Regions from separate parts of the Mus musculus genome. Here region 1 is linked to region 2. Evidence: chromatin loops called from intact Hi-C (ENCODE). Cell type or tissue: left cerebral cortex. All regions are shown on one strand. Each heading gives the region's core, and the rest is flanking DNA. Links, peaks and the distances in the headings are about the cores only. Region 1 has its middle 17 kb from the start of Aym1. Region 2 overlaps Wscd2 (WSC domain containing 2).

Region 1 (16,477 bases), core at 3,079-11,078, 200 kb after region 2:
TTCACATACATTCACACACACACACACACATACTCACACACACACACAGAAATCCACCCACCCACACATACATAGAGACACATGCACAGACACCCACAGGCATATACCCACAGACACACACTCACACACACTAACACACACACACATTCATGCACACACACACTCATGCATGCACACACACTCACACAGAAACCCATTTACACACACATACATAGAGAAATGTACCAGAGACACACATAGGCATATACTCACAGATACACTCACACAGACACACACTCACACACATAGACACACTAACATACCCACATACATTCACACACACATATGAGAATACATACACAGACACACACACACTCACACATACATACACAAACACAGACACAGATGCACGCAAGCGCGTGCGCACACACATATACACACCTTGCTTCTTTGTTGAACTTCAACTTGAGGGTTACCTCAGACAGTGACTGTGGGAGGAAGCATAGGACTCCAGCTGAGCCTCCAGAGCTGCCCTGAACTCCATATCTTGCATCCACGCTCTCTCCATGTCTGTGAACCAGTGAGCAAGCCAGCAAGCACCACCCCCTCCACAGTTACTACTACAAGCTCCTGCTTGAGTTCCTGCCCTGAAGTCCCCTAATGATGAACTTTGACCTGGAAGCATAAGCCAAAGAGCCCTCAGGTTGCTTTGGTAGAGAGTTTACCACACAACAGGAAGTAGACAGCCCAGCATCTACTTGCTGAACCTGACTGGGCAGCTGCCCCACCCTTTGTCTGTACCATGCAGTGTTCAGTGGTGAATGGGGCCGGTGGCCTGCACAGAGCTGGGTGTTTTGAGAGAAGCTGTGTGAAGTGAAAGTTTCTGGTTGTGTCGTGGGACATGGACTCACGTGTGCTTGGCTGAGGCAAGACCCGTGAGAGGACACGTGATATTTGGAGAGAGAGACAGATGGCCTCACATCTTCTTCACTGATCTTCACTTCATTGAGAGGTGAGACAGGGAACTCCTGGCATTCTGGCTGGTCCTGGTTGCTCCTGCTGACTTGAGCTAATTTGGCGGAGGCCTAGCGGTTTCTGCTGGATCGTGCTGCCATTACTGATTCATGTTTGGTGACACTTTTGAACTGGATTTGGTACCCTGACACTACTGAACTGGATTGCTGGTATCCTGACAACAGAGATTAGAATAGCCCCAAAGAACTACTTCTAAACAGGTCTACATCTCCTTGTTCTCCAACCTTTGGACAGTGGGCGAGAAGTTGGGTGGAAGTGTTTGAAAACACTTATTAAATGTAGGTTCTGAAAAAGGTCTAAGCCTACAGCTGTGTGTTGTGAGATAGCTCTAGACCCCCAGAATTAGGAAATACCAGATCCAAAAAGCCTGGGCTCTGCCAACACAAGACACCCAACACCTCAAAGCCTCCATTTCCTCTGCTGTGGAAACAGTGTTAGCATGCTAATATAGCAACTCTGTCCTGCCAAGACTAAAGATTACTAAGTTGGCACATGAGAAAGATGAATAGCCAGGTAGTGTCCAACTGCAGCTCCTAAGGGGGATGCTTTGGTCTCAGGTGTGCGAAGGTTAGCCCAACAGACCACCCAATACTCAAACTCACATCTCTCGCTCCTTGGCAGAAGGACCTCACCTGCCATAAGCCAGTCTGTCATGGGGCACCAAGCATACCTCCCTCAGCAGGGACCTGGCAGCCATGAATGAGTGTGTGGATAGTCCCAGGCTCTGTTCATTCCCCCTAATATCTCCCAGGGGGGTGATTGATGGAGACAGGAGAAAATCTATAGTCGGGTGACAGAATGTTTACTACCAGCCCTCTAGGAAATGATTACTTCGAGGTAATTTTGAACCTCCACACTATGATGCAGTGTCTCATATTTTAAACGGCAGTGAGCGGGGAGGAGATCGCTACGGCAAGACCTTGTATTTCACTACTTACGGGGGGCCTGAGGGAGGGAGGAAGCTGCAGGGGAGACAGAAGCAGAATTGAGGGCTTTGCACTCAGCCCTGTGGAAGGTGCAGAGGATGGACTTTTAAGCCTGCACCGCCAAGGATGCTTAATGCCCGCTCTAAAGTAGACTGCCCCTGGGAGACGCCACGGTCAATGCCAGAGATGTTCTAGACCCTGAAGCTTGAATTAGGAAGGTTGTAGATCACTGAATAGCTGCCTCTGGAGGCTGGGTGGCTTTCTTTGTCCTCCTCTGACCAGGGCTGTGTCCGTGACACAGCAGATTCGGTGGTGTTTCTTCTCCCTTCCAAATGGACCTTCCTAAAGATAGGCTCACGTAGGCCAGCCGAGGAAGAGCTAAGAGGTCAGAAACCGGTTCATCTGCCAGATGCATCACAAAGGTATCAGGGCAATCAGGGAGAAAGGATTTGTATAAAAGGCTGGTGCTGGCTTAAGTGGATATCGACATGGGCTGGGGCTGAGGCTGGAACATTCTGAGCTCTGCCTCACACCAGCCACAAAAGTCAATTCCTAGTGATTACATGTCTACACGTGAAGACACAAAGGGAAGCTTTTAGGCAAACACAACAGAGGTCTGCGCTGTGTTCCTGCAGTCAGCAAAGACTGTTAAACACCGCACCGAAGTGTTAACTAAAGGGGGAATGTCGGAAACTTGGAAAACAGCCGTCACTGTTACTAATAATCAAAAGACACCATGGAGGGAACAAGAATTCAGCAGCGGGTGGAGATGGGTATTTGCAAAATCAAAGAAGGCCTTTCTGAAATAAAAGGAACTCTTAGAGATTGTCTTAAAAACACGTCAGTGCTGGGAAGATGGCTCAGCAGGCAAGAGTACCTGGTATGCAAGCCTGGGCACCTGTGTTTGAATCTTCACATTCCTTGTAAGAAGCTAGGGTGTGGTCAGGGCTGGGTGCTCATCTACAGCCCCAGCCAGAGCTGTGGGGGAGGAGGCATGAGGATCACTGAGACTCGCTACTCACGAGTTCAGTGAGAGACTCAAAGGCAGAAAAGGATGAATCAGGACTCCTAATGTCCTCCTCTGGGTTCAGGGTACAAACTCTCCCTCACACATGTTCGCACACTCACACTCCACACATATGTCCAGACACACTCCACACACATACATGTCCACACACTCACATTGTACATACATGTCTACACACTCATACCCCCAACACATACCCACACACTCACGCACCACACTCATTGATCACACACACGTGTTTGCACATCTTTATTTCAAGCTTCATCCTGGCTTAAGGTAGCCTACTGCTCAGGAATCTTGGGCACAGATACATTTCACACACATACACAAACACACATTCACATAGACACACATACAGACAGACACATAGACACACTCATAGACATAAACACACAGACAAACAAACACATTGCATGCAGACACATACACAGATACACATATGCACACTTACAACATACATATATACATACATACATACATACACACACACACACACACTCTATACATATACATATACTCACACACATACGCTCACACAGGATGAACTTACTTTCCTGAGCTTCAGTTTCCTCCTCTATAAAATGGGATAACAATGGGCCCAGCGCACACAGCACTGTAGGAGTGAGCGCAAGACTCTCCACTGGTTGTCCATCACACTCATTTCCGGTACCGCCCCCCCCCCCCCGCCAGATCTTCACTTCATGCTTCTCTGGTGTCTCCCTTGGTTACATTCTCCCCCAAGTCCCTATGTTTCACCATGCTGCCTCTCTGGTCTCTCCCACTTGTCCTTGGCTTCCAATGTCTGCTTGGCACAGCCTAGAGTTATATGGGAAGAAAATCTCACTCAAGGAATTTACTAGATCAGATTGACCTGAAGTCATGGGGATTATTTTGATGGGTAAATGGTGTAGGAGAACCCAGCCCACTGTGGGCAGCACCATTCCCTAGGCAGCCAGTTTGGAACTCTAGCTGATCATAAGCCAGTTGGGCGGGCAGCATCCCTATGGTTCCTGACTCATTTCTTTGGCTGTGAAGTGAGTTCCTTTGTCGGAGGCAATGCTGTGTAGAGCAGCAAATTCCTGTCTGGAGTTTCCGCCTTCCTTCTATGATGGAGTGGGACCTGGAATTATGAGCCAAATAACCCATTCTCCCCTAAGTTACTTTCTGTCTGGACATTTGTCACAACAACTGAAAGTAAAGCAGGCTAACCTTAGCAACAGGCACACGCTGTCTCTGCCCACGATGCTCTCTCCAGCATGTGCTGCTGGCTCCCACCAGTATCTTACAGGGTAGGTCGGTGAGTGGATGGGTGGGCAGGTGGATGAGTAAGTGGATGGATGAGTTGGTATTATGTATGGATGTATGCTTGTATGGATGCATGTATGTATGGATGCTTGTATGGATGCATGTATGGATGAGTGTATTGGTGAGTTGGTATTATGATATACACATATATATGTGTGGATGGAAGGATGAATGGATGAGCTGATAGATTTTATATATATACATGTATATATATATATATATATATATACACACACACATATATTTTCATGCATATATGTGTGGATGGATGAGTTGGTATGTATGATATATACATGTATTTATGCATTATGTATGTATGTGTGCATGGATCAGCTGGTATGATATATGCATGGATGGATGCATGTATGTATGTGTGCATGGATGAGTTGGTATGTATGATATATGCATGTGTGGATGCATGTATGGATGTGTGCATGGATAGTTGGTATGTATGATATATGCATGTGTGGATGCATGTATGGATGGGTAAGTGAATGGATAGCTTATGGCTGTAATTCTCAACCTTCCTAACACTGTGACCCTTTAATACAGTCCCTCATGTCATGGTAACCCAACCATACAATTATTTTTCTTGCTACTTCATGACTGTAATTTTGCTAATGCTGTAAATCATAATGTAAATATCTGTGTCTTATGATGATCTCCAGCGACCCCTGTGAAAGGGTCTTCAACACCCGCCCCCAAAGAGGTCATGACTCACACGTTGGAAACTGCTACCTGGAGTTGCCTGTTTAGAGTGAGGTCAGACAAGTCACCTAACTTCTGGGGACCTCAGGTTCCCTACCACTTGTGAAGGTGCTTATTGCAGAACTTGGGGGCAGAGAACCACACAGTGTCCCTGGGTCTCAGAGCTTCTCAAGCAGAGGTGAGCTCTCATCAGCAGTGCCAACACTGGGGTCCCAGCCTGACCCAAGAGAGCCACCTTCTCTTAATACTAGAACGTAGGCTCCCAAAGCACAGCCTCTGATTGGCTCTCTTGCTTCTGTCTAAGAGAGTGCATTCCTTTTGGTCAACGCCTCTGGCTGTGACCCCATAGAAAGTGTCTCCCTTGGGAGTTGCCCATGGCCACTTAGCACCTGTAGCTCTGAGCTCCACCTCTGGTTCCCCCCACAGCACCTCAGGAAGGCTGTGATGGTACAGTCATGGCCTGGGGCTCCTAGCCTCCATCCAAAGCCAGTGCCTACACTGACCCAGGATTGAGATTCCAGGGGTTCCCTCCAGCTGTTGTGAGAAGAGTGCACTGGCTAGGCCTGATGAGATTCCTCTGTCCAGGAGCTCTGAGCTTCCGGCACACAAGAATAGAGCTGGCACACACTGTGATGTATTCTTGTCATTTATTGTTTGTTTGTTTTTTAGTGCTGGGGAGGCAGAGAGGACAATCCCTTGCTTGCCAGCCAGCCAGCCTAGTGAACCCAGCAAGCCTATACCAACGAGAAGCCTTGTCTCAGAGAACAATGTAGAAAGCACCTGCAGTGGCTGACACAGGAATACTAAAGGTCGACCCTCAAGAGTATAACTCACTCTTCATAGCAGCTACCACTCCCTCACAGCCTGGCTCCTTGAATGCTAACTTGACTCAAGCTATAGTCATCTGAGGGAGCAATGCCTCCATAAGATCCAACTGTAGGCAGGTCTGAGAGGCATTGTCTTGATTGATGGTTGATGGGGGGAGGGCCCAGCCCACTGTGGGTGGGGCCATCCCTGGATGGTAATGAGAAGAGCTGAGCAAGCTACGAGGAGCAAGCCAGTGAGCAGCATCCTCTGGCCCCTGCTTCAGTTCCTGCCTCCAGTTTCCTCCCTTGAATTTCTGCCCTGACTTCCCTTGATGGTTGACTGTAAATTGAAAGCTGAAATAAGCCCTCCCCCCCCCCACCCCCACCCCCTGGCAGGCAGAGCTGTAAAGACAGGATTAGAGGAATCTGGGAAAGAGATGGTGGCAATCTGGACTAAACTGGTGGCAAAATGTTTTCATTACATTGTTTGCAGTGGATATTTTGACTACAGCTATGGAAAGGTGGGCAGAGATTTCTGGGCTCACAAACTTCAGTGAGTTCATTGCTGTTTTGCACAATGTGCTGGGACAAAACGCCATGGCTGGAGGGATGTGACCATCATAGTAGACAGGAAAGGACCTGGGATAATGTACACTGCAAGAGCTTCCCTGCCCCCACGTGACTTCTTTCAGTCAGACACTAACTCCTAGTCTCCACAACTTGCTCCCCAAACAGCCCCACCTGCTGGTAACTGGTTGTATTACACACGAGCCTGTAGGGGAACCTTACAGATTCAATCTCTGACTGGAAAGATACAGAGAGATTTGGAAAGAAGAGATCCCTTCACACAGTTGAGTGAGGGGCTAGGGGAAGGGAGAGGCAGTGATGCCTGGAATCATCTTGTGTGAACCAAACTGTGGGTATTCTGTTCTGTTCATCGACAGGGAAACCCTGTGGAAATAAGCGGACCTTCACCCAGTCCACTGCCCAAGCCGTGTCCCCTCCTCCTTGCAAAGAGATCAGAGCTCAAAGATCCAGTTCACTGGTCAACTCTGCAGATCTGGCTCAAGAAGGCCAGTGCAGCTCCGGTTGTGTTTGCTTGGCCGTTGGTTGGACAGTTAGTATCTATCCACAAAGCTCCTTGCAAGGCAGAAGATGCACCAACAATAATTAAAAAGACGAGCTGGCCCGCTGGGCCCTTCAGTCCTGGGTGAACACCTATTGGGAAAGGGCACACCTGTAGTCCCAGATACTTAGGGACTGAAGAAGAAGGGTCATGAGTTTAAAAGAGGGAAAGGAAAGGGAGTGGGACTAGGCTCTGTCTCCACATCTGGGAAATGGGGATCCTTGGTCCCCCTCAGAGCTGTCATGTTACAGGAGGCACCACAGGGCAAGCTCCGCTCTGTGAAGGACAGCAGTGGTACTGGGGCAAATCCATTCTTGTGGAGAATGACCCTGGAACGCCCGGGAGTCACTTGGGCCTTTCCTCTCTAAATCTTTTTGTTGTGGTTTTGTTTTGTTTTGTTCTGTTTTTTTCAAGACAGGGTTTCTCTGTCTTGTGTAGCCCTGGCTGTCCTGGAACTCACTCTCTAGACCAGACTGGCCTCAAACTCAGAATTCTGCCTGCCTCTGACTCCCAAGTGCTGGGATGAAAGGCGTGTGCCACCAGTGCCTGGCCTTCCTCTTTAAATCTTAATCTTCAATTGCAGTTTCTATTTCCTTCTCCACTAGTGTCTGGCCTCCTTTTTACCCAATAAAGCCAAACACAGACTGGCATGTTGCTTTTTAAAAAGAAAAAAAGGAGGAAGGAAGGAAGAAAGGAACAAAGTTATAAGGCAGAGAAAAAATCCTTCAAGCATTCATTGAAAATTGTGAGCCTGTTTTGGAAGTAAGAAACCAACCATCGGTTTGCTCCTCCTGGCCTTCATCCTGAGTCGCAAGCCTTCCACCGTGATTCAAAACCCCCCCTCCCCCACCCCGGGAATGGCTGAAACATTGTTTTTCTCAGGGGAAATGAATCTTGGTCTGAAACTGAAGCTGACAGCATTCAGGACGCTCTCTGAGCCTGCTCTGGACACTTGCTGTTCTGCTGTGTGCAGAATCAGACCTTCATGCTGGGACATCTGAATCTATTCACAGGAACTCAACAGGATGTGCGGTTAATATTCTGACTATGATTAACCCCCCCCCAAAAGCTCTGGCCCCAGTTCCTTCCCTGCTCCCCTCCGAGGGCCCAGCTCTGCTGAAATGCATGTGGATTCGATCAGAGGGCCAGATTTATAGAGGCTGCCGAAGCCTGGCGTGCCAGCAGTCATAAGTTATATTCCTATTACGGCGTGGGCAATAAAAACTCAGATATGTATTCTGCTATATTTCGAGGAACCTTTGCAAAGCATCTGGGCTGCCCGTGAGATCTTATCCAGAAAGATGTCTCCTTGGTGGCCTGGAGCAGCCAAGGCCACTTTTGAACCTCAGTGCTGGGGTAGGTAAGATCAGTCAGGGTCCCCCTGAGATAGAATCCTGGTCCTGTTCCCTGGGGATAACAGGCTGTGTGTGACCTAGGCAAGACCCCTAGTTGCTTGTGCACACTGGAAATAGTATCCTCAGATGGTCTCGTTTACTTTTTAAGTAAGTAACTTTCTGACTCCAGTTTCTACCCAGTGCATTGTGCCCCTCTAGGAACCTTCTCTGTACTATAGTCCCACTGACCTGCAGTCAACACTGGGCTGAGGGTATCACATAGGAAGTATCAACAATAACTTATACACATTGTTGTACACAATTTGAGTAGGATGAGCAAAGCCTCTTGACATCCTACTGGAGCCAGAACCATTCCTTTGGAGGCTGGAAAAACTGGTTAAAAGCCCTGGCTGCTCTCCCAGAAGACCCAGGTTCAAAGCCCAGCACTGAGGTGGGCTTTCAGCCCTCTGTAGCTCCCGTTCCAAGGGATGCAGCACCCTCTTTCGGCCTTCCGAGGTACTGCATGCACAAGGAGGCAAGACACGGGTACCCATAAAGTAAAAATAAAGAAATCTTAAAACAAAAGAAGATAGCGGAGTCCAGACTGTCCGTGGTCGCTCGCAATAGCAACGGAGGCAGGTTCTACTCACTACACGGTCACGGTATGGCTGTTTGTCAAAGACCTGCTCGATTTACGTGCACCTCACTAGGTGCAGGGAGAGCCATCTCGATGGCGGAGGGGCCACGGTAACTTCCTTTTCTCGCAGCATAGTATGTTAACTGGCGGTTCTTATCGCTGTTGTGGATAGCGCCCAGGATGTGAACAGGGCGTCACCACACATACAGAGAGATGGCAGGCAGTCTCCTCATCTTCAGCCATCCTCTGGTGGTCTTGGAGCACCTCTCCTGTGGATGTGGGGGAGGGGGGTACTACGTAGCTGACATTATTTCTTCGCACTCCTGACGAGTGACAACCACCCTTAAGTGACTCCGCGCGGTGGCTGGGAACCGCTGGTGTGTGTGGAAGTAAATTAAAGCAACCCCGAGGACTGGGAACCTGAGCCCGGTCTAGCAAAGAGGGGGGCAGAGTCAACCCCACCCCCACCTCCGGCTGCTTCAGTGAGCATGGTAGCAGCTAGAGACTGGCAGAGGCCTTTGTCGGCTGCTCCCCTGATGGCAGGCTATCCCTGCTCCCTGGAAGATAAAAGGCCCTTCAGGCTGCAAGCCGTGCAGAAAGGCAAGCACCTGAAGCATCCAGCGTGGTTGGTGTGTGGCTGGTGATTGGGTGTGTGTGGGGGGGGGCGGGGGTCTCTTTGTATAGTTTCTGAAATTCTCGTGCCGTGTGTGAAGAGGAAGAGCTCTAGGTCTTCAGCAAATGCTGGGGCGCTGATCACTATGCAAGGGACCCCAGCAGGACTGCTGCCCCAGACACTGTGCGTAACCCTCAGGGGTTCTGTGGGTGCCGTGACGTGATAGGTGTGACAAGCCCTGCCTAGAGAGATATGAACATCATTAACTTCCTGAGTTCCCAGTGACAAAGCACAGCCCAGTCCAAGTTCACCCCAGGGAGCCAGTTTCTTAGGTTACTTACAGATCTTGAGTCCAGGGTCATAGAAAGGACTCTGGGTGACCCTAAAGCATCAGGAGGTCTGTGTCCCACACAGCACCCCATCCCTACCCCAACCCACATACACACGCCAGCTGCATGAAGATCATTCCTGTTAGTTTTCCTACCTGTGTACTATAGCACCTCTCTGAGACCCTGAGGACAATTAGGGACAAACTGCACTGGAATGATCTGGAGGAGTGGCTGGACATTCAGTCTAAGGTCCCATGACCCGCCCCAGTCCTCCTTCTTTGAGGAAATGTCAACAGCCCACAGGCCCAACTGCGATACTCTGACAAAGATGGCGGCTGCTCAGAGGACTAGACGGACCAGACAAAGCAGTCCCATCACAAGCTCAGAACTTCTTCTTGTGCGAGTGGCTCAACAGTCCTGAGCCTCGGTTTTCCCATCCGGAGAGTGGGTGAGTGCTCCCATTTCATAGAAGTTCTGAGTGAATTTTCCATGTTCTGTGATGTCCCCCAGCGCCCACTGCCCACCATTGCTTTGGCTGACTATACTGTTTGAAAGTCTTTTAGGTCAGCGGCCCGAATCTTGAGTTGCAATGACCGCCAGCCAATGAAGATTTGCCAGGAGCCTCCTGGCTGCTTCCTACGGGGGCTTGTTAGGATGAGTCTTCCGTTCACGGGGCTCACGGGGAAGGAAGGCTTTGCTTGTGAGCAAGTTCTGTGGGTGCTGGGAAGGGGAGGCCATGATAAGAAACTGGATAAGATTCTCTCTTCCTTTCCTTTCTTTTTTTTTTCCTTTTCCTTTTTCTTTTTCTTTTCTTTCTTTCTTTTTTTTTTTTTTTTGTTTGTTTGTTTTTTTGTTTTTGTTTTTTGAGACAGGGTTTCTCTGTGTAGCCCTGGCTCTCCTGGAACTTACTCTGTAGACCAGGCTGGCCTCGAACTCAGAAATCTGCCTGCCTCTGCCTCCCAAGTGCTGGGATTGGGATTAAAGGCATGGGCCACCACTGCCTGGCTTTTTTCTTTCTTTTCTTTTTTCCTCTCTAAGAAATAGATGCTAAGGATGAGAGACTGCCGGGAGCTCACAGCAGCTGCTAGGACCTGAATGGATCGGGCTGGGTGGGATTCTAGCTGAAGCAGATGATCTCCAAGCCCCATCCATGCAGAGAAACCATGTGGAGCAGATAGCCGTGTGGGGGAGCGTTGCTCTTTACTGAGGGTGTGGTCACTGATAGGCTTCCAGTGCTCCCGTGGATGCCCTGAGCCCATGGTAGGTTAAGGAGCTGGGCAGGGTCTGTGCTGGTAGGGCCACAAGGGGAGGCGGAGGGCGGAACGGAGGTAGTCGGTGCATTCATATGTCATTGTCCGTGGGTAGGAAATTCTCAAGAGTGAAGAAAATTTTAACACAGAGCATGGGGCTAAGGAAGCATGGCAGGGGCTGTACATGAGGAACACTAAGCCAACAAAAAAAAAAGTGTGGCAAGCTACTGGGGTCAGATAAAGCGAAGTCCCATGATGCCCTGGCCCCATGGTGGCCACTTGTATCTTCTTTCTTCCACCCTTGGACCTTCTGTTCTGTTCCCCACACAGCAGGAGCTCGGTTTCTCCTGTTCATTGCTCCCTTCTGCCATGAGCACAAAGCCCCAGCTCTTTGTCTTGTCCTAAAGTGCCCTGCTGACCCCTGCTGACCCCTGCTGACCCCTGCTCTTCTGGCTTCAGGGTGCCCAAGGTGGAGAGGCTGAGGTTTCCTCCTCAGCTGTATTCTCTGCCTCTCCATCTGGGCCACCATCTTTCCCACCCCAGGGCCTTGGCGGGTGCTCCTCTGTGTGCCTGGGAGGGTCTTCCTTGAGCCCTGTCCTGTCCCCATCTCCCAGTGACATCTCAGCTCTGTCCAGCTTCCTCACTTGGGCACTCCTTGGGGACACACACACCCTCACTCTCTTACATACTGCATTTGTCCTGGTAGGTTCTCAATACATCGAATGAATGAATGAATGAATGAATGAATGAAAATATGAAGCTAAAGCATACTGACTGATTCTGAGCGTGCTAGGCACGGGGTCCTCACCTGTGCCTGAGGCTCTGGGGAGTGACACCTCCCACCCCTCTCCCCATGTTGCTTCCTCAGAGAAGCACACACTCCTGTCCATTTTCTCCCACGGGGGCTCTACCACCTGATGTTCCCAAAACCTCCCCGAACAGCACAGCTGGCTGGGAGCCCAGCTTCTGAACACTCTGAACTGCCAGGGGGAACATTTTACATCCAAACCACAGCACCATTCTGATGGCTGTCTGTGCTCGAGCAAAAAAAACAAAAACAAAAACAAAAACAACAAAAAAAAAACCCTCCCCATCTCTGACTTGATTTTCCCATCAGAAAAATGGGACCAATACTCACACCCGAGCAGACAGTACAAGATCTGGAATGCCGGCAGTCCTGCAGCTCACTGTGTGGCCCAGGCTGGCCTCAGACTCTTGCCTCTGTCTTCCCAGTGTTGAAATCACAGTCAAGAGTCAACACAGCTGGGCGGTGGTGGCGCACGACTTTAATCCCAGCACTTGGGAGGCAGAGGCAGGCAGATTTCTGAGTTTGAGGCCAGCCTGGTCTACAAAGTGAGTTCCAGGATAGCCAGGGCTATACAGAGAAACCCTGTCTCAAAAAACAAAAACAAAACAACAGCCAAGTCAACACATCTGGAAGTTCTGGGGTTTTTTAAAGTCCCGCTCTCTTCTGGGTATTTACTTGGACCATGGGAACTGGGATCTGCAGAGCTGTCTAAATATGGCTTCCTCTCTCCATCTGGGCTACGGTCTCCATTATCTGCCCATTTTACAGATAAGAGGCCCAAGCATCAAGGAATTCAGGCTAAGCCCCAAGTGTAGAAAACTGCACTGTCATGTCCAAAGGCCACTCAACCTGACTGGAAACCTGTTCCCTTCCCACCGCACCTGTCAAACAAGACGGACTCACACAGAGCTCCAAAGCTGAGAGCAGACAGGCCCTGTCAGGGGGAGCTCCTGCTGCCTCTGGCCACAGCCCATGGGATGGAGGCCATCCACCTCGCTCTGCTCTAATTGCAAGGCCCCTCCGCAGGCAGGCTTGGTAAACGCTCCGCTCCTGAGCTGACGGCTTTGGGGGCCCTCCTGTCACCCTGTTTTACAGCCCTCTCGTTGAAGAGCAAAATCTGTATTGATTTTAGAACAACTCAAGCTGTAAATTACTGGCCATGATCGGCTTGGTAACCCTGAGATGAGAATCTATTGACTGGACCGGGGGCTTAAATCTAATTATCGTCCCAGGAAAGCCATTGGCAGAGCCGGCTCAAGGCCTGCTCGGAAGGGAACGCTTAAACAGCCAAGAGCTACATGGGGGGAAAAAAATCTAGCACGATCCCAGGGGCTCTGTCGAGCCTAAGAAATTCTGTTGGCCACCAATCAGCCTTGGGTGACTTCTGTAATTACCAACGGTGATATTGTGGGGCCCGGTCAAGTCTCATAGCTTGTTGCTCAGCTAACAGAGGTAGCCTTGATGCATTTCTATCTGTTCCTCAAGAAGGAAAGGAAATAGCCTTGTGAGAGGCTTTGACCAAGGTCACACAGCTACCCCGGAATATAGACCTTAAACCCGCCCTTCACTGCTGTTTAAATGCAAGCATGGGGCTGGATGGACCAGTGGTTAGGAGTGCTTACCTGAGTACAGTACACCACCTCTGTGTGGTGGCTCACAGTCACCTGGACACGAGGTGGCGTGAGAGCTGCTTTAACAAGAATGGCACCTACAGGCTCATATATTTGAATGCTCAGTAGCCTGGAGTGGAATTGTTTGAAGGGATTAGAAGGTTTCGGAGGTGTGGGCTTGTTGGAGGGAGGGTGTCACTGGGGTTGGGCTTTGAGGTTTCACAAAGTGTATGCTCATGCCAGGGTGTCTCTTTTCTGACTCCAGGTCAGGATGTAGCTAGCTCCCAGCCACTGATCCATTGCCTGCCTGTGTGCCACCATGCTCCCTGCTGTGACAATAGCAAACTAAGCTTGTGAAGTTGTAACACACACACACACTCTGCTGGGAACCGTGTGTGTGATTAGCAACGCCCCAAACACTGAGAATGATAGTGTTCTCACATCTTGCCGAAGGCAGGGATCTGTGAAGAGGAAAAGATAAGATTCAAACAGAGCCAAGGATTAAGCTCTTGGGAAATCTAGATAATGAAGAGATGAATCTTATTCGCACGGGTGCTCGGTACCACAGAGTTCTGACTGGCTTGACACGAAATGAGGGTGCCAGGAAACTCAACAGATTTGTACCCATGATGGGGCAATGAGTGAGTTTTTACTTCCACCCATACTTGGGACTTCGGTTCACTCAACAAACATGCACACACACTGACACACACACACAAACACACACAAAGTGGAAGAGCAGTTATCAGATAGCTCCCACGTAGGAGTCTTCACAAAGGTGTCTGTGAGCAGACACCATGACCAAGGCAAGTCTCATAAGGACAACATTTAGTTGGAGCTGGCTTACAGGTTCAGAGGTTCAGTCCATTATCATCAAGGCTGAAGCATGGCAGCATCCAGGCAGGCATGGTGCAGGAGGAGCTGAGAGTTCTACATCTTCATCTGAAGGCTGCTAGCAGAATACTGGCTTCCAGCCAGCTAGGATGAAAGTCTTAAAGCCCATACCTACAGTGACACACCTACTCCACAGGGCCACACCCACTCCAACAAGGCCACACCCACTCCAACAAGGTCACACCTACTCCAAAAAGACCACACCCACTACAACAATGCCACTCCTCCTAAGAGTGCCACTTTCTGGGTCAAGGATATACAACCCATCACAAATGACTTCTCTGTCCATGGTGATGGTGGAAGGTGAGTGTCCCTGTAGAAAAGGGGAGACCTCAGGTGAGGTCCCAGCTATGCACTCCCCACTGTCTCCAGCTACATGTGGTCCTGGGGTGTGACAGAGTCTAGGATGCAGACATTGACTGAAGGATGGGACTCTGCTCATATGTCTGCAAGATTGTCACTCAAGTTAGGGTCACTGGATGGCTGGTGTCTGATCTGGGCATGCGCAAAGTTAACGTGTGTTACAATTACAGGGGCATGACTAGATTTCAGTTTTTTCCTTTCTCTAAGTCGTGCTTAAGAAAGAGCACGCGACCTGCGTGGCGAGGGGAAAGTTGTCTCGGTGTTTGCAGTCTTTTGTGAAGGAGTTACAAGGGGAGTAGCCTGCGGATGAATCCCAACACGAGTTACCACCAGTTAACAAAAAAGAATCTAGAGTTTGGGATGCTGTTTCTCGGGCTCCTTAAACCACTGCCTTCTCTAATTCTCAAAACTCACTTTCAACCTGAACATTATTTCGGGTCTTGTGTATTTCCCAGAGTAGTTGACTGAGCTGTGGTACTTCTGAGGCCCACACGCCCTCCCCCAACCACAGGATGCTCCCGGGTGGTCCCAAACATACAATGTGTGTGCACTGTGAGTGACTCAGAGATTATTTTGAGGAAAAATGACTTGTTACAAGCCAGGTTGGCTGTGGACTTCTGACTCCCCTCCTTCACACTCTCCAGTGTTGGGTCAGCAGGACTGTGTCACTGTACCTGGCTAAATGCTGTGTTGCTGACAACAAAATTCCCACCAACGTGGCTACCTAGACGTGTGCTAGCAGAGTCAGCGATGGTCACGCGAACATGGCTGGAGTGTGGGCGTCTGAGGACTACTGTCAGCCTTCCCGGGTCCAGTGGTCTCAGGAGTGATGGCCTAGAGGAAAATTCTACCTCACGTGCTTCAGAAGCCTCTGTGTTCTCCGGGCTTTGTCTGTTGTGTGCCCAGCATGTAAAGGCAGCTCAGTAAACAGCCACATCTCTAGGCAGCAGGATAATTGGGCATCTCAGGCATTTGGAGTCTCGTAAAACCTTATGTCTGATTGAACAACCCCTGCCTACGTGTGTACTGTGGGTCATCCCAGTCATTTTCCGGAAAAAAACAAAAACAAAAACACGTGTTTGCATGTGTACGTGTGTGTGAGAGTGTGTGTTTGAGCGCTGTGTGCACAAGATATGTGTGTGATGTTGCATGAGTCCTGGCATGCATATGCCACAGCACATGTGTGGAGGTCAAAGGACGGTCTTGGGTGTCAGTGCCACTGTCTTTTGAGGCCCTGGTGTCAGTTTTGCCACCTTATATGCCAGGCTAGCTGGCTATCACGCTTCCAAGGAGTCTGAGTGCTGGGGTTACACACGCTCGGAGTACACACACTGGCTTTTGTGGGGGTTCCTGCAGGTTTCAACAGGGAACATCACTCTCATTGGACAAACACCCAAAGAGTATTAATGTTGTGGGGTTTTTTGTTTTACACACGGGGTAGGAGCTGTCAGAGACGATCAGTGAAAGAGCCATGCGCATCCTGAGAGTTGGCTGCGGAGTTACCGTGCCACCACCGTGTGAGAACCCAGAGAAGAGGCTCCTTCTCTGGCCCATCCTCTGGGAAGGGCGGGACGCACCAGAACTTGCGGGCTTCGAGGAACCGGGAAGCGAGATGTCATGGCCGGGTACATAGTGACATCTAGTGGTCGGAATGGGAAGTGGACGTCCCTGTGACGTTGAGGATGTTTTAAGGCTGGGATGCGGGTGCAAAGCCACCAAGAGAGGCC
Region 2 (16,477 bases), core at 3,355-11,354:
ACCTATACACAGAACCACAGCCTGAAAACAGATACCACCAAACTGCGGAGGCACAGAGATGCTGGGTTATACAGGAAGGGCTGGGAGCAGAGAGCACTCGCTTGCCAAGATTGCTGGAAGCTCTGGGTTTGGACCCCAAGAAGCTGTATGGGTAGAGACTGTAGTTCTGTGGGGGAGGTTGGAATGTTGCAGATCCAAGGACTAATTAGCTTACCTTGGGCTAGGCCTAGACCTCTGGAACACCTAGGTAGTGACAATTTTGGTTTCTTTAGGAATATAAGAATTTGCTTTTGCTTTAATCCCAGGTGTGGGTAGGGGCCGCTTCAGACTGTCCACAGCAGCTGTCTTATGATTTGCCTTGTGCCCTAGCAGGCAGATCATTTTGCCAGCTGCAGATGGTTTCTGCAATTGTGTGACACCGGGGATTCCGGGGACTTTTCAGAGGGTAGATAAATGCTTGAGCTTAGAGTGGGGAGAGTTGTTGGTTGTGGTTTGTTGAGTAGTTGTACATAAAAGAAGAGAAAGAAAAAATAATACATAAAAATAAATAAAAAGGAGAAAGAAAAAATAAAAAGGGGAAAGAAAAAATAAAAAGGAGAAAGAAGAAAAATTTGGATTCTAATGGCAAAGATCTAGGAGCCCTAAGAAATTTGACACACGTAATCGGTAGGAACTAGTCTAACCATAATAATATTCCTTTTTCCTTTCCTCTCTTGTCTTTTTTTCTTCTTCTTTCTGGTGTTAGGGGTTGAAAGGGTGGAAGAAAAGAGGGGAGAAGGGTGGAAGAAAACAGAACCCACACTGTAGCAAAGACTGTCTGCACAGCTCACTCTTGCAAATCTGTCTGTTGGAACTAACACCCCCCCTACTAGTAGAAACCTTTTGGAATCTATTAACAGACAAGACATGGGCTGGCGAGGTGGCTCAGCGGGTAAGAGCACTGACTGCTCTTCTGTAGGTCCCAATCCCAGCAACCACTTGGTGGCTCACAACCACCTGTAATGAGATCTGATGCCCTCTTCTGGTGCATCTGAAGATAGCTACAGTAATAATAATCTTTGGGCCAGAGTGAGCAGGAACTGAGCGAGCAGGGCCGACCAGAGTGAGCAGAGGTTCTAAATTCAATTCCCAACAACCACGTGAAGGCTCACAACCATCTGTACAGCTACAGTGCACCCACATACATAAAAATAAGTAATTAAATCTTTAAAACAAACAAACAAGACAGCTAGCTTCTACCAGCCCAAGGCTAAGAATATCATCAGCCAGCACCTTGGGCTGAAAGGAAATAAAACTTGAGACCTGTGATTCATGTAATGTATGTCAAATAGCCCAAAGAGTTGTTTGTGAGCTTTGAAACCTGGGGCTGAGAACACAGCAGAACAGACCAGGACATGCCTGGGCAGGCCCGTCACCTCCCTAGCTCTCACCCCTCTGACCTAAGTTAAATGTTAACAGGCTGCTGATGTTTAAATGGACCAATCATGTGAAACCGCGCCAATTCCTCCCCCAGCCCCACTCCTTTTCTATAAAAACCCCTAGCTTTCAAACCTGGTCGAATCCACTGTCTCCTGTTATGTGAGATATGTTTCGACCCTCCTCGTGTTGTTACATCAAGGTGTTGTGTTCTATTCATGATTCTTGGGTGCACGCCGAATCGGGAGTTGAATGGGGGTTTCCCCACTAGGTTCTTTCAGGGCTTATAGAAAGGCTTTCCCTGTCTTGTGGTATCCGCCTCTTTTAAACTGCCTGGGTTCGTTGACTGTTTTGTCAAACTACAAACACCTCATGAGCCTGCTTCCCAGTTGGAACACAGAATCTGGAGTAACCTATATCCGCGTTTCTGGGCCACGGTCACTCACTGGCTTCAGAATAAGCTCTCTCACATTCCCTTTAAGATGAGAGCTATGGTTTTTATGTCATCAGATATGCTGACATGTTAGGTTCCAAAAAAACGACCCACTTTCCACCAGAGGAATCGCCTGGATCCATTGAGCCCTGGCTGTCTGGTTTTGTTTCCTCAGCCGGGTGGTTGGTTGGTTGCTGAGTTGTGTCTGCCATTTGTGGACAGCCTATTTGTCTGTTCTGAGCTGGTTACAGATCAAGCTTTGGGAGGTATCTCTTTTTGTCTGCTTTCAAAGTATTTGTTTTAAAGTATCTGCTCTGAGCGCTTGATTGAAAGCCTGTTGGAAAGGTTTTGGTCTAACCTTTGGCTTGGTTTGGCTTGCTTGCGCCCAGAACTCTAAAGACATTTTAGATTCGGCTGTTTAGCTTGTTTTCCGATATTTCATTTGCCTGTGAAACTCTGATGGGATTTTGGTTTTTGTTTTGTCTTGGTTCTCCTTGTCTTTGAAATGTTTTGGTTTGTTAATTTTTGGCCTTTGTTTCCCAACTCCTCCTCAAAGGGTTAATTCTGCTTTTATTTTTCTGCTACTTCTCCTGTGACCTTTAGCTTAGGAGTTTTATGATCATCTGATGTTACAGCCCCTGGAGACAAGAGGCAACTGTTCCCTCTTATCCCACCCCACCCCACCCCAAAGTGTGCTGGAGTCAGGGGGAACACCTCACTACGTGCAGTGGGGGAAACTCAACAAACATGTTCCATTCTTTTTGTTAGGGTGTATTTTGTTTTTGTTTTGAGACACAGTTTCTCTGTGTAGCCCTGGCTGTCCTGAAACTTGCTCTGTAGACAGCTGGCTTCAAACTCGGAGAACAGCCTGTCTCTGCTAGGATGTTGGCTCTTTGGGAAAGATACATAGGAAGGTTTGTTCACTGCCTTCATGTTTGTGTAAACATGTAGGACAGCCACAGAGCCAGTGGGATAAAACTGACCCAAAACACACACTCCCTAGTTAAAGTAGACATGTGATTTTTCAAGAGAAAACAGAGAGGGAGAGGGGGTGGGGTGGGAGTGGGGGAGGGGGCTGGGGGGTCGGAACCAGGCCTCCAGAAAGGAGGAAGTGCCTGCAGATAAATGGCCATCTGGTCCTCTAACCGGCTCTATGGCTTGGTGAGTGATAATTGCTGACTAACTTGCAAGTGTTTGTGTGTGTGTGTGTGTGTGTGTGTGAGGGGGTGGGGCGGGGTAGACTAAAGATGACCAAGGCACTCTCCTCCTCCAGGTGTAGGTTTTGCGTTTAACAAAAGTCCTAGGCAATAAATGTCTTAAAAAAAAATCACAGATCAGCAGCCGCTTTAACTAAAACATAAAACGCTCTCTAAAAACGTGATCAAATTGGTAACTCAGAAGAGTAAGGAGCTCTTAGAGTCACGTGAGTCAAAGTAAATGCAAACAAACAAGCCCCCACCCCAACCAAAAAAACCAACCCCAAAAAAACCCAAAACAAAAACAAAATCACAAAAAATCCCAACAAACAAAAAACACCCCCCCCAGAAAAACAAAAACCATCCCAAGCCAAACAAACCCAGACCCCAAAATAAATCCCCAAACCAAAATCAACCACCACCACCACCACCTTTCTTAGAGGGGTTTCCGTCAAAACCAAGGCAAACTCCAAAAACAGCCGGCCCGCCTTCCTTTCCCTAGTCTGAGTCTTTTGAGTAGCCTGTTTCATTTAACTCTCATGCTTATGGGTAAGGGTCTTCCTTTCAGCCTCAAAGCCCCAAATGTCAGCTTGGCCTGAACTTGGGGGGACTCGTCCCTCAGGCTATTAACAGTAACCAAATGTCTCTGGCCCCTCTCCAGCACTCCTGGGGACTTAAGCTGAGACCCATCTTCAAGGGGAGTTTCCTGAATTTTCCTGTGAGGTCCTGTGTTCCTTTGCTTCCATGGGTCTAACAAGAAACTCTCTAGATGTCATGAGTGGCCCTGACACAAACATAGACATTTCTCAGACCCACCCAGCTCTGCCCCTGGGTCATTTGTAGTAACACATGGCTTTTCTGGGCATTGTCATCATAAAACTTGATCCCCCAAGTGACCAGTCTGGCAGAAATGAAGATATTCTCAAGAGCTATGTGACTAATAGACTGTGAAGCAAAGGACCCTAAGGATATAGGAGCTCCCCCAGGACGCTCATGCTGAGAGAGGGGAGGGTTGCCAGCTGGAAGGGAAAGTGTCTCCCTGAGAGAGATTTCAGAGAGTTCTGGCAACATTGTAACACCTTATAGACAAGTCTGAAGCCCAGACAAAGACAGGGACCAGACTACTCACCCCTCTCAGGTTTTATTTCAGGTCCCTAAAAACAAACTTGAGGGGTTTGCCAGATCTCATTGTCCCCCTACCCAGTGTGACCACATTAACTAAATCTCTTTCTTATTCTTTTAATGGCTCTTTCAATGGTTCTATATCTTTTTAAAAAAAAGATTTATTTATTATTATATGTAGATATACGGTAGCTGTCTTCAGACACCCCAGAAGAGGGCATCAGATCTCATTACAGATGGTTGTGAGCCACCATGTGGTTGCTGGGATTTGAACTCCGGTCCTTCAGAAGAGCAGTCAATATTCTTAACCGCTGAGCCATCTCTCCAGCCCCCCCCCCCCCCGGTCCTATATCTTTCTTTGGGACAATTAGCATGTCTTCAAATTTAAACATTTAAACAACATGAATAACTTTAAGAACAGGATATGATTCTTATAAAGATGTTACCTCCTTGGTCCTTATCACCGTGGGCTATGAAGTAACTATGACATACTCTCTCCTTTCTAGCATACATTTTTCCTAGTGACAGTTGCTGCCCTCCCCCAACCCTCCTCTCCACACCCCATCCCATCCTGTCCCAGACACAGATCTTTATCCCAGAGATTAAAAAGCTAGCTCACGTCTGTGCTTTCGACATGTCTTGTTTATATGAGTGTTTATATGCATACCAGCATATCAGGAATAGCTTTGAGCATCACTGTCTCTTTAAAAGTGAAGGAACAAAACGTGGGGGGGGGGGGGCCTCAAGATCTGTATCTTGGCAAAAAAACCCTAAATATGTATTTTTTGAATTGTCATTTTAAAAACTTACTTTGGGGTTGGCATAGAGATTTTAGAATTTACAGATCTTCTTAATGTGCTATACTCTAATTAGATATTTAATGGAATTATTAGACTCTTTTTAATTAAAAAGATTCATAAAGTCATGAATGCTAAGCTCTGTTGTACTCTGGACGTCTTATACTTTTGATGCCTGGAAAAGACCAATAAAAGGAAATGCTTTTTCCATTAGTGACAACCAAAACCAAAATTTACCCAAAAGCAAAACACTTCAAGATACTTGTCAGAGTGGCTTAAATCTCTAACAAATATTTCATTTAAATTTAGTCAGTGTCCTTTACCTGGATTTTAACTATTGGATCTTAAAGATTCCATATGTCCTATGGTTTACATTATAGCTTCCTGAACTTCCTTTTAAAATTACCTCATTAAAATTGTTTTCTAAGTTTTATAATAATCATAAGATCAAAATATATCACAAAAGGATTTTTAAAATGTATATGGTTATAATGAGGTTAAAATAATATTGAAGCTACAAAACTTAAGGTCAATTCAATACCCTGAGATAAATTTGATGCTTTTTTTAAGTATCGATTTGTTCTTAATAATTTTTACAAAAAAAAAACAAAAAACAAAAAACACTTAAAACAACAACAACAACAAATCCTTTGTTTATCCTTTGACTAAATGGACATTTAAACCTGGGATTAAATGTTCCCCAATTGAACAAAGCCTTTGTGTTTTGAATAGTCAGTCATTGCTTTAGTCATTTAAAAATTATTTAGAGAGTTATGTCTATCTGGAATGTTCCTGCTAAATTCAATAATGGTTGTAAGACTTTTTGGTGAACATTTACATTTGTTTATTCAATTTGGACTATTAGTTAATGAATAACACATAGTATTGTAAAATACTTTTAAATGGGATAACTAAATTTAAAGTTACAGAGCCTTCCTCAAAGGATAAACTAGATGATTTCATAAACAGAAAGAAAGAAAGAAAGAAAGGAAGGAAGAAAGAAAAAGAAAGGAAGGAAGGAAAGAAGAAAGAAAGAAAAAGGAAGGCACCACATCAAAGACTCTATTCTGATTAAAAGATTAGGTTATATCTAAGTACTTCCAACATATTCCCAAACTATACTATGAAAATTTTATAAAACATATATAAAATAGATTTTGTTTTCAGGACAGGGTTTCGCTGTGTAGCCCTGGCTAGCTTAGAACTCGCTCTGTAGACCAGGCTGGCCTCACACTCGAGATCCCCCTGCCTTGACTCCTCAGTCCTGGGATTAAAGGCATGTGCCACCATGCCCAGCCTTATAAAATAGGTTTGTGGTATGTATAATTTATGTAACTTATTCATACCATAGGTCTATGATTTCCATTAGTATATTAATTATAAAGGTGTATTGCTGGATTGTGATTGTATTTTCACTATATAGATGCAGGCAGGAGTTAACTCTACTCAGTCTCCACAGGTATCTATCACTACTTTGCCATCATTTAACAGAATGGGAAACTGAGGCATAGAATAAACAAGGGGCTTTTTAAGATCACTTAGAATGAGAGGCAGAGCAGGATCTGGGAGGTCTGGCTGGCTGCGCCAAGTGGGACTTTTACTACCAAGGTATTGTAAGCAAGGTCAGCTCACAGGGAATGGTGGGCTGTAAACAGGGCGTGGCTGAGCTCACATTGGCCTGAGCCCTGCAGTTGTTCAATACTCGTGGCTGTTGTCCTCACTGATTGAGCTTTCTCAAGTATGACGTCATCACCCCTGGCGGGGGGCGGGGGGGGGGGTCACACAGGCTTCCTTTGGGCTCCCCAGGCCTCATTCTTCCTGATCACAGGGCGAGCCATTACTGTGTGGTCACCCTGCTTACGCATCTGTCTCCACCGCACCCTGAGCCCCTGGGGGTGGGGTTAGGATTGTTGTTAAGTCTCTTGTTGTGGTCTCTCTACTCAAACTGTCATGGACTGTCTCTTCTTGGGGGTGCTCATCAGCCATCTTGCTATGTGATAGAAAGTCACCTGACTGGGAGGGTGCCTTAGATAGGTTACATGGCATGAACTTAGGGGTAGTTGTAGAGCCGATCTCAGGGAGAGCTGCTGAGGCTCAGGTGGGAGAGAAGCTGGGAGGCGGCCAAAGGTGGGCACGGGATGCTGCAAACAGCCTCAACGCAGTGGAGAGCTGGAGAATTCCAAGAGGCAGCACACTGGGGGCTTAAATGGCAGAGGGTGCAGTTCTCCTCAGTCCCTCTAGAGGGAGCAGCGCATAAGAGACCGGTGAGTCTCTCCAGCTTGGTTGGGGGACCTTACAAGCCTCCTCAATCCTATCCCCTTGCTAGGCGACAGATCCTTACCAACCACCCCATTGGAAACTACCGTATGTTCATCACCAGGAGGGAAACTGAGGCCCAGACAGGTAAAGTGAACAGGTCCCACAGCAGGGAAACACCATCCAGTCCACCTTGTCTTACACTCTGGCCCTGATTCTCTCCTGCCACGACCAGCCTTATCCCTGGCTCCTTCCCACAGCCTGATACCCAGCAGGAGCTGGGGGTGGGGGGATTCGCTGCTGAACTAAATTGAAATTTCCAACAGCTAAATTGCACCGTGATGAAGGGCTGCTGTTCCTGACAGAACACATCGGAGCTGTCCTTAGACGCCCCTCCCAGTCCCCTCCTGAAATCCCGCGGCTGCTTGAGAAATATTTATGCTGACGACAGGTTATTTTTTATTCTTCAAATAGATTATTTACAAGGCAGCTGACTAATTGGGCCCGTACTGTTATAATGGGTTAGGACCAGATGTATCTGGGAGATTAGGGAAAGTTTAAGCATACACAGGGGCTCCTTCCCTCTCCGTCAGCCTGTCCCTAGTTCTGATCACCTCCTGGTATCCTCGGTGACTCAGGACAGCTACTACCATCCAAGAAGAACCCCTAGGTGAGGTCACCTAGCACCCCACAGATCTAGACTTCAGGTGAGGCCATATGTAACCCTCTTGAAGACATTTGCCTGGTGTGTCAAGATGAGCGTCTGATCCTATCGCCTGCAGCTCTTGTTCTAGGGGGGCTGTCTATAGATGACTCTGCAGTCAGGTGCCCAGGGCTGGAGACCCTGTTCTTCTCCACCTGCACTGGGTGATCTTGTTGGTGCTATTTGCTCTCTTTGGGTTTCTGTGTACTGATTTGCAAACAGGCAGCCTTGATATCTTAGGATGATAAGCTTTGCAAAGATCCTGAGGAAGTACCAGGTGCAGAAGAGTAACTGCTGCTTAGGACAATCCCTGCTGATGGCAGCTCCCAGCTTTTCCTGAGACTCCCCACATGTGCCTTCCTGCTGGCCTGAGTTCCCCACAAAAGCATAGCAGCTCCCTTAGCTGTCCCGAGCTCTCCCATACCAGATGCGCGCCCACACTATTCCAACCCCCACCTCTCAAAGCTCCTAAAGGACTCCATTGCAAAGGAGAACAGAAACAAAAAGCCCTCTGCTAGCTCAGGGCTCCTGGTAATAATTGGTCAGCACCCACAAATCTGGAAACAAAGGTACCCTGAGGAGCCGCAGGGTGCACCTGTCTGTGCACAGCCTGGCGGTCTTCACTCCAGCTTCTTGTCGTCAGGAGGAACCAGGCCCTGATTAATGGTTTCTTGGTGCCAGTTCCCCACGGAGTCATTAAACACAGGATCTGTTTCATTAAACAGATCCAGGACAATTCACCTTGTGTAATCATATCACATAAAATTTCGCCTCCGTCCTGCTCCAGAGGGGCTGTAAAATTAACGTTATAGAACGAAAGTCATGGGGGGTGGGGAGGCTTATCTCTTGGCTCTGATCAGGAGAGGACAGGACCACAGGGACTGGACACACTCGGTGGCTACGTAGCCTCTGCTTCTCCCAGGTCAGGGTGTCCCAAGGCAGGTCTCAAAACCTGTGAGAGCATTGGAGCCCCTGAGGAATCTGGTTGGACACAGACCCTCAAGTTTCCCAGATGACACTGCCGCAGCTGGTCCCCAGCCACATATGAGCAGTAAGGGTTTCAGGCAGTGAAGTGTGTGTGTGTGTGTGTGTGTGTGTGCGCGCGCACATATGTGTAGTCTGGAGTGGAGCCTGATGATTTACATTGCTAATGAGCCCCCCTGTTGTTCTGGTGCCTAGGGTGTCAAGGAGAGGAATGGGTGGGTGGGGTGGAGAATGGGGGCCCTGTTCTGGGGAGAGCGCTCTTGACCTGAGAGGGGTTTCTGGGGCTAATATAGCCCCAGTATGAGATGAACGTGGACTGATCCTCTACTCGCCCTCTGTTGGTTTTGAGTTGGCTCAATGCCCTGACTTGGTGTTGGTCTAGGGGTTCAGGGGTCTTAAATAAGGAAACAGGCTAGCAAGGTGGCTGTTGGGAAAGTATACTCTTGGGGACGTGGAGGCTGGTGTGGGGGTATCGATCAGTGCTTGGGTTGGGATCCTAGCTCAGCAGACCTGGGGTGCGTACCAAGCCTATATACCCTGCCACAAGAACAGTTCTTCCCTAGTTCCTTGAGGGTTTGACAGAGAGAGGGGTTGCTCAGAGACCAGTTGATAACCCCTCCTCCCCTTCTCTCAGTCCCCAGGAAGCCTGGGAAGATGAGAGCTGGCTAGCTTGACTGCTGTGTATCCTGTGACCTTAGTGGTCTTTGTCCGGTTCCTCGTTAGTAAAGAGAGAACCAGGGTTCGGCTCAGACCCAGATGGGTTTGAATTCCGTGTTCCAGCCCCTGTCTGCTCATTGACACAAGCCTGCCTCTTCACCTAGCATAGGGCCCTGCTTGCTGTGACACCAGCGGATCCACTGGTCTCTCTGAATGCAGCAGGTTCATTACAGTGATAACTGGTCACACAGCCGTAGGCTCACACAATCACATAGGCTGGGGCTAGACACAGACCGTGCCATACCCAGGAGAGGACCCACAAACATGGTAATCCATGCCAGCTGGGTTCGACTAGCAGTGCCTCGTGGCAATCCATGCCAGCTGGGTTCGACTAGCAGTGCCTCTGTCACTGTAGCAAGAACCATAGCTGCTGGGAAGAGGGTGAACTACCCAGGCTTTTGCACCCCACAATTTTATCACCCCCTCCCCAAGTCCAGAAAGTCAGAATCCTTAGCTACTGGTGCTCGGGTGCCTCTGCTGCTCAGAACTGCTGCTTTGCACAGCTCTCTTAAGAGCTCCTTGCTGATTACCCGCACCTCACACTGTCCACGACCCTCCCTCCTGTCACCTTTGCCTTTCCAGTGGGCGTGGGCGGCAAAGCCTATGTGGCCTCCATATTTGCGGTTGAACTCAGCCATGAGGGCCTTGTAGGGGTTGCGGATGAGCAGAATGGCTGCGTCGAAGGCCTCGATCTCCTTCTGGCCGCTTTCATGGGTCTTGATGCAGATGGTCCGCCCGCTTCGCCAGTGGTCCCGCTCACCTTTGAACCCTGTGCCCAACCCGAGCCGAGAAGTTAGAAGCTGGGGAGGTGGGGGTGGGGTAAGAAGTACACACACACACACACACACACCACCTTGTGCTTCCTCACCATCTTCTTCACTTAGCCCTTCCTCCCTTCCAGTGTGTATTCTGAGCACCTGCGGACAGGTCTCACATCTGATATGCCCATGCTGGAGATGGTCCTGAGGTCCAAGCCATCCTGGTTATAGTGTGGGACTCCAATCTCCAGAAACCAAAACCAACAAAACAGTAAAGGAAACTTTCCAGCACCCGAAGGAAGGCATTCATGATGTCACCAATGGTGACAGTATGGAAAGTCACTTCCCTGTGTCAGGGAGGCCTAAGATGCTGTGTCTTGGACACCATCATGGTCTCAACCTAGCATGACACTGTGGAGATTGAAAATAAACCACACTGGTGGAGAAATACATACTCCAGAGTCTAAATGCTCAGTAGACGGGAGTGGTGCCGTTTGGCAGGCAGAACATTTGCTGGAGGAATTTTATGTCCCTGATGAGGGACAATGTGCTTGGCTTCTCTGAGGAATGTTGTTGAATTCCCCACCAGAGCCCCCGCCCCCCACACCCCTGTTTGTTTGCTTTCTTTCTTTCTTTCTTTCTTTTTTTTTTTTTTTCGGTTTTTTGAGACAGGGTTTCTCTGTATAGCCCTGGCTGTCCTGGAACTCACTTTGTAGACCAGGCTGGCCTCGAACTCAGAAATCCACCTGTCTCTGCCTCCGGAGTGCTGGGATTAAAGGCGTGTGCCACCACACCCGGCTAACACACCCGTTTTCTAACAGACCCATCAACTCCACTACACAGACATGGAAATTTGAAATATCACTTTTCTGAATCAGTTATCTACTAATCTGAGGAGCATGTGACCCTCAGCCACCAAGGAGCCGCTGGACAACTGCTCCAAGCCCTGGCCTCAGAGCTGCAGAAAAATATTCTGTTTTCCCTTTTCTCTCTCCTCACAGCTCCAACATCACAGGTTAGGTGTGTCCGAGGTCCCTGCCTGTCATCTGGTTGTGTTTTTTGGGAAACCTCTGTGTTTGGTGCTCTGACTCCTCCTGTTCTAAATAAAGAGGCTAAGGTGGGGGAGAACCTGAGCCCAGACCCCATCTGCAAGGCTCCATCGCTCTCCGAAGCCAGGAGGGGAGCTGGGGGGAGGACCAGCACTGGGTGTCGGGGGCGGCTGCTTCACTTCCCCTCTTTCAAGCCACTGAGGGAGAGCCAAACCTCAGAATCTTCTCAATGTGTCTAAAAAGCAGGGTTCACTAAACTTGACACAGGAGATGAAAACCCTTTAGTCCCTGGCCTCTGTGATCCCATGGGTCCCTTCTCTGAGGGCCGAACCTGTGTAGCCAGAGCAGTGAAGATGAGCCTACCCACAATGCCTGACCCGGTCCCAGCCACCAGCTTAAAAAAACAGCACAGCTCCAGTTCTGCTGAGGGTTTGGGTTCAAATCCTGCTAGGAGCCTTACACATAGTAGGCACTACCTCACACATAGTAAGTGCCGATTAAATGAGTTGAGAAATCCAAACTAAATACAGAGAGCTGGGATCTGGAGGCACAGGCCCTGTGGTTAGTTTTCGTAAACTTGACACAAACTAGAGATGCCCAGCTCTTAACATCTCTGCCCGGCTCCTACACCCCTTCCCTGCCCCTATACCCCTGCTGGCTCCTACATCCCTGCCCCTACACCCCTGCAGACCCTCAGACCCCTGTCCTGTTCCTACACCCCTGCCCGGCCCCTACACCCCTGCCCTGCCCCTACACCCCTGCCCTGCCCGTACACCCCTGCTGGCTTCAGCCTCCCAAGCCACCCTGTTCCCCTCCCACCACTCCCCTTCGGTCTCTGCCTCCCACCTGCTTTCTGTCCTGAGAATAGTTGCTGACCATCTTCTCCTTAGCTGAGCCATAATAGCAAGGCCCATTTCCCATGTGCTGAACTTGTCCTGTGCACCAACCCATCAACTTTTGCATCAGTCTCACGAGGCACAGGCTGTTAGCCTTAGTAGGCACATGATCACAGGACCAGAGAAGTACAGTAGTGTGCCCAAGATCACACAGGCAGGAAGCATCCCGCCCCTAAACACTGCCACAGCCACAAACAAGGGTTGTCCACACATAGATGTAAAACCCGTACCAAGGAGAGTGTTTCCTGTCCAGGGCCAGCCTGATTTCTAGCTCCCCAGTAAGAAGCCCAAGAGTAATAAGGGGCTGAGGGTGAACTAGGAAACAGTTGAGCACACTCTCTAATCAGACACTAGAAAAACTGTGACTTTGGGGTAAGTTATTTCCCCATGTTCAGACCCACTTTTTAGGGCTGGGAGTGGGTAAGAGGGCAGCACCTGTCACCACTAGCCCAACATGGTATCTGGGGGTGGCTGAGATTCCTGCCACACAAGTCGGTGTTCCATAAATGCATCTTGAAGACCACCCATGGGAAGCACATTTCCGATGTAACGGTGCCTGGTGAATGTCTGTGAGGAGCATCCAAATAACGCATGGCATGCAGCCAATGCTGTAGGTGAGATGCCTGGTAAACAGTTGGTGCTCAATAATGCCCCAAAGGAAACAGCTATTATACCTCTATCGATAGCATAGAGCTGATGGTGTGTCAGTGTCTGGGGTGCCCAGCACATATTAGGTGCTTAAAGGGTATCTGTTAGTCTGCAAGCTCAGGGGAGGTACCAAGACAGGAGACACATGGTGTGTGTGTGAGTGTGTGTGTATGTGAGAGTGTGTTGTGTGTGTGAGAGTGTGTTATGTGTGTGTGTGAGTATAAGTGTGTGAATGTATGTGTGTGTGTGAATGAGTGTAAGTGTGTGTGAGTGAGTGTATTTGTGTGAGTGTGTGTATGTGTGTGAGTATGTGTATGTGTGAGTGTGTGTATGAGTGTGTAGGTGTGAGAGTGTGAGTGTGTATGTGTGTGTGTGCAGTGTGCGCGCATGTGTTTGTGTCAGACAGAAGAGGGAAGAGGACAACATGAGGCACGAAAGATGAGGCCAGGTGTGCTGCGTGGCACCCGTTTCCCTCACCCCACCCACCTGCCCCTCACCTTTGTTGTACAGAGAGCCATCAAAGTAGTAGCTGCCAGTGTAGAAGCCGGTGGCCAGCTCGATGAGGTGGCGAGCCCACGTGTTGCCAGCGCCCGGGAAGCTGGCTAGAGCGATGAGCTTCTTAGACTTGGCTGGGAGGAACCGTCTGTCCATACAGCGGTTGTCTGGGGAGGGAGGAGAGGGTGACACACAGGGGTCAGCACCGTGTGCCCTAGAGACAAGGTCACAGCGGGAAGAGGAGACTCTTAAGTTTGGCCTAGCCGTACAAATATCTCTTTTTAGCTTGCAACATCTCAGTGTTGTGTTTTCTAGGCTGTGGAACCAACAGTCTCGACTGCCTCACCCTGACTGACTTAACACTGGGTGTCTCTACGTCCTTGGACTGCAGTCTCCTCTCCGCAGGGAACAGAAGTGAACATGCCACTCAGTCCAAAATCTGCTGAGAAACTTTGGGGAGAAGTAAAGTCCTGGATCCCAACTCTGCCCTATTTTGCTGTGCGGCTCTGGCCATACTGATCAACCTCTCTGTTTTAGTCACCCATTTGTAAACTGGTCATCACAGCATGCATACCATCGTGCCACTGGAGGGTTAAACGAGTTAAGCCTGGTAAAGAGCATCAGGCACATAGATTGTTAATGGTGTGGTTCCTATCAGGAGAACCAGGGTTTATTGTGTAGTAGATGCTTAATAAGTGACACATAGAGACCATCACCACCACCACCATCATCACTACCGTCCCAGTTTTCTTCTCTGCTGCTGTGATAAAACACCAAGCAAAGGAACCGTCTCTTTGGCTCACACATCCCAGTTCCGAGGGAGGTGAGGGCGGGCACTCAAGCAGGAGCAGAGGCCAGAACCGTGGAGGAAACTGTTTCCTGGCTTGCTCAGCTTGCTTTCCTATACAACCCAAGATCATTTGCCCAAGGGTGGGTGGCACCACCCTCAGTGGGCTAGAGCCTCCCACCCAATCATTAATAAAGATAGCACCCCACACCCATGTCTATGTGCAATCTGATGGGGATGTCCCTCAACTGAGATCCCCTCCTCCCAGATATATCTCGGCTTGCGTCCCGTTGACTGAACGAACAAACACAATTGCAACCATCACCTCCCAATCCCCTCTATCCTCATCACCACTGCCTCGTCCTCACCAGCCCAGCCATTGCCGTCATCCTGGCATCCCCTCGGGCAGTAGAGGGATAAACAGTCAGTGTGGGCTCCCCTGGCAAAGGGGCAGAGATGGGAAGGGAGACAGATGAGAAGAGGAGAGAGAGACAGAGAGACAGAGGAAAGGAGGAGGAAGAGGAGGAAGAAGCAGCAGCAGCAGCAGTAGCTGCTGCTTCAGGAACGTCAACAGAACTCTGAAGCCAAAAAGGACCTTGAAGGCCAACCAACCATCCACAGCTTCATTTCCCACATGGAGGAACTGAGGCCTGGACAGGGGATCAGGGCTATCCAGGATCACACGATGGGTCTGTGTTGGAGAAGAGGAGACCCTGGGCTCGCTCTCCACCCAACATCTCTGCTTCTGCTATCAGCAAAGAGTCGTCTCAGTGGTGAGGGACTGAGGGACAGACCCTGCTCTGCTGGGCTCCTTAAAACCTTCCTTCAGGCACCTCCCTCGTGTCTCATACCCAGGAGCCCTCAGGCCAGGCGAGTTCAGCACATCCCTCGGCCCTCTCAGTCACTCGCTTCTCACTGCTGGCTTAGGGACCAACTGGCCATGGCACATCTGGGAAGGAGGGTCAGTCGAGCTGGCCTGCCTTACCTTGGACCTGTGTCTGGTACACGATGAAGTAGCTGGGGGTCCCACAGCTCTCGAACTCCTCCGCGCTGCACTTCTGGGCACACAGTTGCTCATCCTCCCGGTCATGAAGAGGGAACCGTGTGGTGGGAAAACCACAGTGGCAGGCAGTGCCAGCGAGGGCTGCCAGGGGGAACTCCTGGCCAGGGGAGCAGAGGAAGAGTCACCCAGTCCCATTGCAGCCAAAACCACCTCCTCCTCCTCGGGCCTTACCCGCCCAGTGCTGGCGGCTTTACTCCATCCTGGTTCTGTGTTGCTTGCTTATCTGTTCCCTTACCTGAAGTAAGACTTCAGGAGAGACTTGGCATTCATAACCAGGAAGGGCAATGGAGAAGCAAGCGCCCGCATAGCACATTCCCAGGTGGCAAAGGGAGACCCACAGAGTGTCCCCACCCTCCCCATCTGCTGGCTCCATGGTGAGGTAAAAAAAAAAAAAAAGATTGCAGAAAAGTACTGTGTGGGGATTGAACATCTGGACCCTTTGCTTTCCCTCAGCGATCACCATAGCAACACCTCACACAGCCTTAGTACCAAACTGGGGGTTAGAAGTCACCTAGAGCTCGTGTAAAGGAATCAGAGGATGTGCAGAGCCTTGCTGGCTCAGTAAGACCCATGAGTATCCTGGGTTCCAGGTGTCCACAGGGCTTGCTGGAGCCCAACCCCAGCGATACAAAGTGGCCAGTGTTGGTAAATTCTCCCCAGTCCCTATCCCCTGTGAGAGAGTGAGCCTTCAGTCAATGCCATCTTCTCCAGAAAAAGGGATTCATTTGAGGGCCGTGGTATAGAGTGTCAGACTGGGCTGGCGCCTTCCCCCTGGGGCACGTGTGAGAGCCAAGAGGGGCAAGTCTCTGTCCATCATGGCTCTGTCCTTCCCGTGACAATGCCACACAGTGCACGTTCTGGGAAGCTCTGTCAAGACCTGTGCTGTATATTATCAATGGACCCGGCATCCACGGGCACGCCACACTGCACACATAGAGGCCAGAGGACAATTTGCAGAAACCAGTTTTCTCCTACCATGTGGGTCCTGGGAATCAAACTCTTCAGGCTTGGTAACAAGCCTTCTTACCCACTGAGCCATCTTGCTGGCCCAAATCTGTGCCTTTAAAACCAAAAAGCCAGAGATGTGCATGTGGGCATACCAGAGCTGCCTTGGGATGCTTCCTTTGCCCTCTGAGTAGCCAGGTTATCTCTGCAGA

What was found. A loop is a pair of places that touch in the nucleus more often than their neighbours do. Peaks named below come from ENCODE experiments on the same cell type or tissue, not always from the same donor. Only the 100,000 strongest peaks of a DNase experiment are listed, where the experiment ranks them.
Region 1: it touches region 2 in a loop (4-fold over the local background); 13 of 42 quality-filtered maps call a loop at or near these places.

What each region holds. Positions count from the first base shown.
Region 1 is chr5:113,366,012-113,382,488 of GRCm38, reverse strand. No RefSeq gene overlaps it. Among named protein-coding and RNA genes, the nearest start is that of Aym1, 17 kb to the right of the region's middle. In left cerebral cortex, for the core only: CTCF peaks have their summits at 6,532 (motif pointing left) and 8,754; DNase peaks (open chromatin) are centred at 4,238, 6,518 and 8,761; H3K4me3 peaks cover 637 bases; H3K27ac peaks cover 283 bases.
Region 2 is chr5:113,571,179-113,587,655 of GRCm38, reverse strand. It overlaps Wscd2 (WSC domain containing 2), which reads right to left. Exons shown (of 9, transcript NM_177292.3): 6 at 15,243-15,417; 7 at 13,473-13,637; 8 at 10,193-10,393. Among named protein-coding and RNA genes, the nearest start is that of Gm42002, 24 kb to the left of the region's middle. In left cerebral cortex, for the core only: a CTCF peak has its summit at 7,196; DNase peaks (open chromatin) are centred at 7,996, 8,322 and 9,957; H3K27ac peaks cover 522 bases.